Linked DNA regions of Homo sapiens: region 2 is linked to region 1. Evidence: read pairs that join two places in POLR2A ChIA-PET (ENCODE). Cell type or tissue: PC-9. All regions are shown on one strand. Links, peaks and the distances in the headings refer to the core of each region. The heading gives the core; the rest is flanking DNA.

What was found. Peaks named below come from ENCODE experiments on the same cell type or tissue, not always from the same donor. Only the 100,000 strongest peaks of a DNase experiment are listed, where the experiment ranks them.
Region 2: POLR2A ChIA-PET joins it to region 1 with 6 read pairs; 4 of 35 experiments call an interaction of 5 or more read pairs at or near these places.

Annotation. Positions count from the first base shown.
Region 1 is chr2:131,071,815-131,077,191 of GRCh38, forward strand. FAM168B (family with sequence similarity 168 member B) reads right to left here. Exons shown (of 7, transcript NM_001009993.4): 3 at 41-124. Among named protein-coding and RNA genes, the nearest start is that of FAM168B, 19 kb to the right of the region's middle. In PC-9, for the core only: no CTCF peak of the experiment used is centred there; no DNase peak of the experiment used is centred there; H3K27ac peaks cover 618 bases.
Region 2 is chr2:131,126,310-131,131,686 of GRCh38, forward strand. PLEKHB2 (pleckstrin homology domain containing B2) reads left to right here. Exons shown (of 8, transcript NM_001100623.2): 4 at 375-477; 5 at 4,412-4,451. Among named protein-coding and RNA genes, the nearest start is that of PLEKHB2, 24 kb to the left of the region's middle. In PC-9, for the core only: no CTCF peak of the experiment used is centred there; DNase peaks (open chromatin) are centred at 2,702 and 3,599; H3K27ac peaks cover 1,039 bases.

The DNA.
Region 1 (5,377 bases), core at 243-5,242:
CCAGCTGTACGTACAAAGCATTTTACCACCCAGCACATACCTGTTTGGAAGGTAGGATTCGCTCCAGGATACATGTTAGGAGAATAGGCAGGAGCTGCTGCTGCATAGCCCATGGGAAAACCAGCTGAAGAAAAATAAAGAACAATCTCATGTCATCAACTGAAGTAGCGACAATCACTAGAGCTCCTGCAAAGCCATCGCTCTTACCTTCTTCCCCAGAACTCCACAGACTTAAGCAGCCCCAAGAGCACTATGTGTGGCCAACAGCATGTCTCTAGTTGTCTTCTTCCCGCAGAACTTTGTTTTTTTTATCGTTGTCGTCTTTTGAGACAGAGTTTCACTTTCATCGCCCAGGCTGGAGTGCAATGGCATGATCTTGGCTCACTGCAACCTCTGCCTCCCAGGTTCAAGCGATTCTCCTGCCTCAGCCTTCCGAAGAGCTGGGATTACAGGTGTGTGTCACCACACCTGGCTAATTTTTCTATTTTTAGTAGAGACGGGGTTTCATCACGTTAGCCAGGCTGGTCTTGAACTCCTGATTTCAGTTGATCCACCCGCCTCGGCCTCCCAAAGTGCTGGGATTATAGGTGTGAGCCACCACGCCTGGCTTTCCCTCAGAATTTTGATAGGTAACAATTATATATTTTATTTTTATTTATTTTTTGGAGGGGGACAGAGTTTCACTCTTGTTGCCCAGGCTAGAGTGCAGTGGCGCGACCTCGGCTCACTGCAACCTCCGTTTCAAGCGATTCTCCTGCCTCAGCCTTCCGAGTAGCTGGGATTACAGGCATCTACCACCACGCCCAGCTAATTTTTGTATTTTTAGTAGAGACAAGGTTTCACCATGGTGACCAGGCTGGTCTCGAACTCCTGACCTCATGATCCACCCACCTCAGCCTCCCGAAGTGCTGGGATTACAGGCATAAGCCACCGCGCCAAGCCTCAATTATAACATTTCTGGAAGTTTCATTCCAAACTCTAATCACATAATTACTTAGCAAGAGTAGTAAGAGTGCTAAGGGTATCACACGCTAGGTCCTGTTACCCTCATCTGACTTCACTGCACAAAGTCTGGAAGAATCAGAATTCAAGTCTAGCTTGGACTCAAGGGCCTATTTTTGCTGCTACCAGTGAACAGCTAAGCCTATGTAAAGGTCACTCATTTTCACTGAATTCCGACATTTCCTACATTACATATTTTGACTTAAAAGCTATTATTTTTTGTTGTAAGAAACTGTTTTAAACTTCTAAATTCATTTCAGGTTTTTTCACATTCTGATGTTCTTTTTTTTTTCTAAGACAGAGTCTTGCTCTGTTGCCTACGCTGGAGTGCAGTGGTGAGATCTCGGCTCACTGCAACCTCCGCCTCCTGGGTTCAAGCATTTCTCCTGCCTCAGTCTCCCTAGTAGCTGGGACTACAGGCGTGCACCACCACGCCCAGCTAATTTTTGTATTTTTAGTAGAGATGGGGTTTTGCCATGCTGGCCAGGCTGGTCTCGAACTCCTGACCTCAGGTGATCCACCTGCCTCGGCCTCCCAAAGTGCGGGTATTACCGGCATGAGTTACCACGCCTTGCCATATTTTGATGTTCTGATCCCCAACTTCTCCAGCATGACCAGCTAATATGTTTTCATATGTCCTCTCCAAAGCTCACGTTAAAATTTGTCATTTTAACAGCACTGAGAGGTGGGACATTTAATAGGTGACGGCTTTATTATGAAAGTGGGTTCCTGATAAAAAGGACAAGTTCAGCCCCCTTTCTCTCTGACGCACTCGCTGCCCTTCCACCATCCATCACAAGAGGATAGAGCCCAAAAGCCCTCACGAGATGCCATCGCCATGCTCTTGGACTTCCCTAACCTCCAGAACCAAGAGCCTAATAAATTTCTGTTCATTATCCAGCTTGATATTCTGCTAAAGCAGCAGAAAACAAATTAAGACACCAGTCATAAACCCAGGCTGTGTCTTACTTAAGCTTCAGTCTTCTTACAGAAGGAGCTCTAACTGGGAATGCATACACACAGAAATGGGAAAAATCCAACTACAGTCCACGTGCAAATAAGCTGACCTTTATTAATACAAATGAGGAATCTTATTAAGACTAAACCATGACCTAGTAATTCATAATATGAACGAAACAGAAACATCAAATAAGACATTGAGTGCTACAGTCAGAATCCTGGCCCCAAGGTGCAACCAACAGAGGGGGCCTCAGGCATCTGCCCTTTTCGATAAGGCCTCCCTTCCCTTTGGGCTGACCCCTCTGGCTCACAGTACAGGAGGCATCACTTGTGACAGCTGAGGTATTAGAAAGTATTCTCTCTTTTTTTTTGAGACAGAGTCTCGCTCTGTTGCCAGGCTGGAGTGCAATGGCGTGATCTCGGCTCACTGCAACCTCTACCTCCCTGGTTCAAGCGATTCTCCTGCCTCATCCTCCCAAGTAGCTGGGATTTCGGGCACACGCCACCATGTCCAGCTAATGTTTGTATTTTTAGTAGAGACGGGGTTTCACCATGTTGGCCAGGATGGTCTCCATCTCCTGACCTCATAATCCGCCCTCCTCGGCCTCCCAAAGTGCTGGGATTACAGGTGTGAGCCACTGCACCTGGCCAGAAAGCGTTCTTTCTATTTGGGGCACACAGCCAACAAGATGACTCAGGTTTCCTAGCCTTGATTACTGTTCCCACTAGCTGTGAGAAGCTGTAACTTCTCTACTGCACACTTCCTTCACCTGTAAATAAAGTTGAAAGAGAAGAGCAGTCTTCAAAAGAAACTGTGTTGAGGAGGCCTGGAGAAAGGTGTCTCTTACAGCACTTGGACTGGGATTTTTAAGGTGTTACGATCCCTTAGGAACAAATCATGGTGCTAACAGTAACCAAAGCAAGGAAGCCCTAAGGTTGAGGTAAAAACAGGGGGGATCTGAGTGGAATGCCAAAAGGAAAATCTTTGTAGGTGGGACAGAAAGTTCTGAATACAGCTCCTCACGTGCCTCCCTTCGGCCCCCTCAGCCTGGATCCCTTGCTCTATTGCCCTGCATCCCTAAGCCATCTTGCAGGTTTCTGTGGGAACAGGAGGCATCAGTGTCACCAAGCCCTAGCCCCAGAATCCCTCCAAGTGCCCAGTTCTCATCTTTATCCTTGCTTCAAAGTTGCTTTCCTCACTTCAAACTGATCCCCCTCTACCTCAGCAGAAGCCATTCCGGGTTTCCCTCCTGGACTCTCACCCTCCCGTTTGCCCTCTCTAATTAGTCAGAGAACAGAGTGTGGTGGACGTCAAGGGCAGATTCAACTTCAAAGAGACCCACAATGGCCACTGGAAAGACCAGGACAGCAGTTCTGGGGATGCTGAGAGACTCCTCAGAAGCCCAATTGTGAGCACAGGAAGACCAAGAAAGGTCTGGAACTGCCCTCAGAGACCAGGGAACCAGCAAGATTTTTTTTTCCAATGGTTTCCTTCTTTTAAAAAAAAAAAAAAAGTTTCAACTACCACTGACCTAGATCATATCCTGTAGGCCTCTGCAATAATTTCCAGAAATTCCAAATTCCTCATCTCTCCCTAAAACTCTACCAATATATTCTCATGGGAAGAGGGCTGCTCTGGATTTGTTTGCTGAAGATTGTGTTTAACGGTCCCTGAAAAACTACTGTCTTCTTTGCTTAGTCCTTCCCATCCCCACTTTCTTTCTTTTTTTTTTTTTGAGACGGAGTCTTGCTCTGTCGCCCAGGCTGGAATGCAGTGGCGTGATCTCGGCTTACTGCAAGCTCCGCCTCCTGGGTTCACGCCATTCTCCTACCTCAGCCTCCTGAGTGGCTAGGACTACAGGGGCCCGTGCCCGGCTAATTTTTTGTATTTTTAGTAGAGACAGGGTTTCACCATGTTAGCCAGGATGGTCTCGATCTACATACCTCGTGATCCGCCCACCCCGGCCTCCCAAAGTGCTGGGATTACAGGCACGAGCCACCGCGCCCGGCCCCCCAGTTTCTAACAAGAAGTTAACACATCCTATAATGAAACAGCAAACACACACGATAGTATTTAAGATGGCATCACTAGCCACCAGCAACAAGATGCACTACATACCTGGTCTCTGGTATGGGGATCAAAGACTCCCAATCTCCTAGACAGCCTCTGCTGCTTCCGTGCTCCCATCGCCTCATCCCATCAGCCACATCCCACTTGCTCTGTCACCACTCTGACCCAAGCCGCAGCGTGGCTCCCCTCACTATCTCCAATGGTTTCTACCTGGACTGCACAAAACCCACAGGGGCAGCTTTGGGAGGACCCCCAACACTGCTTTAGCTGGTCTCGGGTGCACCAGCCTCTTTTTTCTCATTCTCTCCAGACAGTGAATCTGCAGGGTTCCAAGCAATGGAGTTAAGAATCACTGTTTCTTCCTATTCCTGATCTTTCTGGGTACCCCAACCCCCAGCAGACACAGAGACCGTCTCCTTCAGCATCTATTCTAGCCCTCTTCTGGCATGGTAGGCTGGAAAGGCCAGACTCCCTACATCAAGGCACCAGAGCGATCCCAAACCTGAATCATTTCTACAAGACTGATCACCTTGGCCGGGCGCAGTGGCTCACGCCTGTAATCCCAGCACTTTGGGAGGCCGAGGCAGGTGGATCACGAGGTCAGGAGATTGAGACCACGATGAAACCCCATCTCTAATAAAAGTACAAAAAAAAAATTAGCCGGGTGCAGTGGCGGGCTCCTGTAGTCCCAGCTACTCAGGAGGCTGAGGCAGGAGAATGGCGTGAACCTGGGAGGCGCAGCTTGCAGTGAGCCGAGATCGCGCCACTGCACTCCAGCCTGGGCAACAGAGCAAGACTCCGTCTTAAAAAAAAAAAAAAAAAAAGACTGATCACCTTACAAAAGTAAAAGCTTCAGAACAGCAAAAAATACCATAGTTAAGCAAAAGGACAAATTCAGATAAAGTATCTAAATTATTTAGACAAAGGGCTAGTACACTTAATACGTAAGTAACTTTTAAAACCACAAAAACAAACATCCCGCCCCACCCCCACCACTCAAATCAATAGACACAGATACACAGAATTGCAAACTACAACTACGCTGACTAACTTCCGACTAGCAGAAATCCAGAAGCTGGAAAACACATTCTGTTAGCCAGGCTGTGGGGAAATCGTCTCACACTGCTGATAAGAACTCAGCAGTATCCTAACAATCACATGTGCATTTGCTCTCTGACCCAGCAACCCCAGCTCTAGGAACCCACCCTGAGGAGAATTCCCAGAGTCACACAAACATAGGGCTGTTCACAGAATCATTACTAAAATAGCACACACTTCAAACAACTCCAATGCCCATCACAAGGAAACTGGCTCAATCAACTATGGAAGCCCACAAGATGGAGT
Region 2 (5,377 bases), core at 196-5,195, 54 kb after region 1:
GAGGGCAGGAGTTCAAGACCACCCTGGCCAAGATGGTGAAACCCCAACTCTACTAAAAATACAAAAAAATTAGCCAGGTGTGGTGGCAGGTGCCTGTAATCTGGCTACTCAGGAGGCTGAGGTAGAGAATTGCTTGAACCCGGGAGTCAGAGGTTGCAGTGAGCCGAATATATTTTGTGGACGTCATCTTGGCAGCTGGTCTTGTCAGTCAGCCTAGCTATGTTCTTTCTGCATTCTTGGAAAGGCAGAGGGTTCTTTCATAGATGTAGCACTTGATTTATTGTCTAGTCCTTTGCTTCTCTGAGCTGGTAGTTCTTAGAAAATGTAAGAAGAAATCCTGAAAAAAGTTCCTTTATTCTGCTTATTTTTCATAGATACTCAGCCCCCGGATGGAAAGTCAAAAGACTGCATGCTCCAGATTGTTTGTCGAGATGGGAAAACAATTAGTCTTTGTGCAGAAAGCACAGATGATTGCTTGTAAGTTTTGCTTTCTTATGTGTTTAATTTAAAAAGTATTTTCTATTTTAACTTCTGATTACCAAAAAATGAAAAGAAAGGGCGTGGAGTTTTCTTTCAGGCATCAGAATAAGGGACTCAGTGGATGTATGAGAGAAATGCAAGAGTCGCTTTTCCAATTCTAGTTTCTGCCTCTCTCAGACTGCCTAGGCCGATCCCATTGTGGTGAAAATGGCAGAAAGGAATAGCAGTCTCATCATGCTGTCTTTCATTATTAGATTCACAGTGGGTAACGGGCATAGTTGAAATAAAATGACCAGAAAAGCAAGAAAGTAAAGAGTAAGGAAACTGTCAGTTCCTAGGGCTGCTGTCACAAATTGCTGAACACTGAGTGACGGAAATGGCAGAAATTCATTGTCTCATAGTTCTGGAGGCTGGAAGTCTGGAATCAGTGTGTCAGCAGATCCTTGCTCCCTCTGAGATGCTGGGTAGGATCCTTTCTTGCCTCTTCCTAGCTTCTGGTGGTTGCTGGTAGTCCTTGGTGTTCTTTGGCTGACAGCCACATCACTCCGGTCTCTGCCTCTGTTGTCACATGGCCTTCTTCGGCTGTGTCTGTGTCCAGAATTCTCTTTTCTTATAAAGGACACCAATCATAATGGATTAAGGACCCACCTTAATTCACTATGACCTTATCTTAATTTGATTCCATATGCAAATATCCTATTTCCACATAAGGTCCCATTTGAGGGTACTGGGGATTAGGATTTATACATATCTTTTTCATGAGGACACAATTGAACCCATAATAGAGACTTTTGAGAAAGATGGTGAAATGGATTAGAGATCATCTTCCCTGAGGGGAAAACATTTCAATGGTGCAACCAAATAAAGAAGTTTGATCTCAAGCACAAACTACAAACAGTTAAAGAAAGAAATAGATGATTCTACTGAGATGTTCTTCAATCCTACCCGAATCCCAGAAGCAGTGACAAGATGAGTTAATTAAATCTTGCAAATTTTCAGTATTACCCTGTAATCTGGAGTGATGCTGATTAAGTGTAAGTTACTTTTTGGAAAAGCTAGGGAAAAAATCCTTAAGAATGTGATGTCCTTGGGGCCTCAGCAGAGGCTGGACGGTTCTCCCAGGACTCATCATTGCAGGGCAGTGAAAGGCACTGAAGCTCACAGGAGTTGGGTAATTTTCTGTCTGGTGAAGTGAGCCCTAGCATGGGACATTCAAAGGAATATGCTCAGAAGAGAGTGTAGGACCCAGAGTTTTCAGAAAAGACTTACTCGGTCTCAGAAGAAATGTCCTTCTCTTCTAGCCCTGTGCCCTCAGATTACAGAATGTTGATTGTGAGGGTAACACCTAGCCATCAAACTGTTGCTGGGCTGGACTGAGGTAGAACAGGGTGGAACTACCAGTTGATACCAGATTAGGTAGGAAGCGTGTCAAGGAGAAATAACTCATACTTTATGAGAGCAAACAGCAGTTTTAGATATCACTTCCCATGTTAAACGTGAGCAGGATGTAAAGAAGTGGCTTGGCAACTATGCAGATATACCATGAAGGAAAAATAAGAAAAGGAAAATGCAAGCCTCAGGAAAAGCTCCTAGAGTGGAGGAAAATAAAACCCAAGAAACAGGAGCAGAGTCTTCAGGAATGCTTTCCTGGCCACCATATTTAAAATTGTATCTCCCTGTCCCCATACACACTCACCATCTATCAACTATTTATCTTGTTCATCATCTGCTTTCATTAGAATATATGCTGTGTGAGGGCAGAGATTTATGTTTCTTTTCTGCTCTTTTGTGTCTGTAACTTAGAAGGTCTGTTGCTGTCAAGAGGGTGCCATTCACGTTATAATCTGAAGAAAGTGGTCTTCCCTTCAATACAACCCCAAATGAAAAGTGAATCATTGGCATGGAAGAAAAGACTGGAGATACTCTCAGTGACAGGAAAAAGATGAAAAGATCAGAGATATGTTAGACTAAAAAAAGTTCAGAAAGATTATTGATGTCCATAAAGTGTACAACCCAAAAGAGAGAATTACAAATCTAAGGCAAGAAAAATGTTCTGAAATAATCGAACTGAATTGGCAGACCAAAGTCCCTACTAGACTCTTCCACCTGATATGACAACAAAATCTATATAAGATATATGAATAATCCAGTATGATACCCTTTAGCAAAGTGAATGACAATGGTATGCCACATACAAAATCAGTTGGGGAATTTTGCAACTTAACTGCATTCCTTAGAAAGCTAGAACACTTGGGCTGGGTGTGGTGGCTCAAGCTTGTAATCCCAGCACTTTGGGAGGTCAAGGCGGATGGATCACCTGAGGTCAGGAGTTCGAGACCAGCCTGGCCAACATGGTGAAACCTCGTCTCTACTAAAAATACAAAAATTAGCCAGGCGTGGTGGCAGGCACCTGTAATCCCAGCTACTTGGGAGGCTGAGGCAGGAGAATGGCGTGAACCTGGGAGGTGGAGGTTGCGGTGAGCCAAGATCACACCACTGTACTCCAGCCTGGACAACAGAGTGAGACTCCATCTCAAAAAAAAAAAAAAAAAAAAAAAAAAAAGAAAGCCAGAACACTTGAAAATAAGTGAATGAATCTTTCAACTCAGGGAGATAGTAAAATGAGAATAAAACATAAAAGGAATTGATGAAGATAAGAGGGATAGGGTCAGTAAGAAAAGTAAGGGGTAAAGGAGTGAGGGAGTGCACAAGAGAACACTATTTTGTTTTTTGAGATGGAGTTTCGCTCTTGTTGCCCAGGCTAGAGTGCAATGGTATAATCTCCGCTCATTGCAACCTCTGCCTCCCGGGTTCAAGCACTTCTCCTGCCTCAGCCTCTGGAGTAGCTGAAATTACAGGCATGTGCCACCACGCCCAGCTAATTTTGTGTTTTTAGTAGAAGCTTGGTTTTACCATGTTGGCCAGGCTGGTCTCGAACTCCTGACCTCAGGTGATCACCTACCTTGACCTCCCGAAGTGCTGGGATTACAGGCGTGAGAGACTGCTTTTTGCCTATGAATTAAGAAAGCTCTTGTGATACTTAAGGTTCAGATATCTAGTTTTTTTTGACAATATAGTGTAAAGTTGGTAGGTATAGAGATTGTTAGAATCGTTTTGCAGGGCATTTTGGCAATACCTGCTGAAATAAATTATGTTTTTATCCTTTGATGTGGTATTTTCAGTCTTTGGAATTTGCCCTGTGGAGATGTTTACATAAGAGTGTAAGGGTAATAGGGATGTTAATAGCATTCTTTTCTTCTTTTTTTTTTCTTGAGATAGAGCCCCTCTCTCTCATCCAGGCTAGAGTGCAGTGGTGTGATCTTGGCTCACTACAGCCTCGACCTCCCAGGCGCAAGCTATTCTCCCACCTCAGCCTCCCAAGTAGCTTGGACTGCAGGCATGCGCCACCATGCCCGGCTAATGTTTATATTTTTTGTAGAGCTAGGATTTCACTATGTTGCCCAGGCTGGTCTTGAACTCCTGGGCTCAAGTGATCCCCCTGCCTTGGCCTCCCATAGTGCTGGGATTACAGGTATGAGGCACTACATCCGGTCCCCAGCATTCTTTTTAATGTTGAAAAATTGCTAATCTAAATTTTTTACTCATATCGTGGAATATTATATAGCTGGTAAAAAGGAAGTAGATCTGTGTGTATGCCATGAACTGACAAAGCAAGTGGCAGTACATTTCACATTTATTAAAAAGTAAAGTAAAAAGTATAGTATAGATTATGTTTTAAATATTACATATCTATTATGTATGTAATTTTTAAAAATATATATTCCTAGTGCATGTCTCAAGTGGTTTGGGGCAAAGCCTGAAGACTTGTTTTTTAAACAGATCTTTTCAGGAATTCTGATGCCAGCCCAGGTTTCAGAATCATTGCAATGTTGGATTGCCTTAAATAAAGTACCCTTTTTCTTTTCTCCAGGGCCTGGAAATTTACACTCCAAGATTCTAGGACAAACACAGTAAGTTGCTAATGGCAATCACCAATAATTTTTTTTTTTTTTGACAAGGTGTCACTCTCACTCAGGCTTGAGTGCAGTGGTGCTGTCTCACCTCACTGCAGCCTCTACCTCTCGGGCTCAAGTAGTCCTCCCACCTCAGCCTCCCCTTCCCAGTAGCTGGGACTATAGGCCCATGCTACCACGCCCAGCTTATTTGAAAAAATTTTTTTGTAGAGACGAAGTCTCACTATATTACCCATGCTGGTATCCAACTTCTGGGCTCAAGTGATCCTCCCACTTTCGCCTCCCAAAGTGCTGGGATTACAGGCATGAGCCACCACACCCGGCCACCAGTAATGTTTTCACATGGTCTTGTGTAACAATTGGAGAATGGGGAAAACGGGTTTCTTGACCATCTGGCCACGAATGGGCAGGTAGTGCTGGGCAGGGCGCCTTTTGCCAACAGTGAGCAAGCTGGGTTTGTCAAATGTTTGGCAGGAGGCACCCTGCTCTTACAGGCATGCTTGTTCCAGTGTTGCTTTCTAGAAATGCTTGTATTTCTCAAAGTTCTGCAACACTTTGAATTGTGCTGTGGTTTGCAGTAAAGGCTTAGAAAGAACTGCAGGATCCTTTTCACGCATGGGAGCTCAGCCTGTGAAACAAACATTTTTGTGACTTGTACTTGTCTCTCGTCCTGTTTCTGGCCTTAGGAGGTCACTGAGACAGTGAACCTCATTTGTAGAGCCTCGTAATGCTGTCTTTATCTGTCAGTGATCAAGGGAGTGTGTTACTCTGGTCAGAGTTTTCATTCTTTAGATGGGATTTTTCTCTCCTTTATTAATCTGTAAGAAAAGAAGAAGGTGGATCAAGCTTACAGAAGAATGTGTGCATGTGGGAGAAGAAAGTAAAAGGCTTAATATCCTAATAGCGTCAGTGTTCTCTTCCTT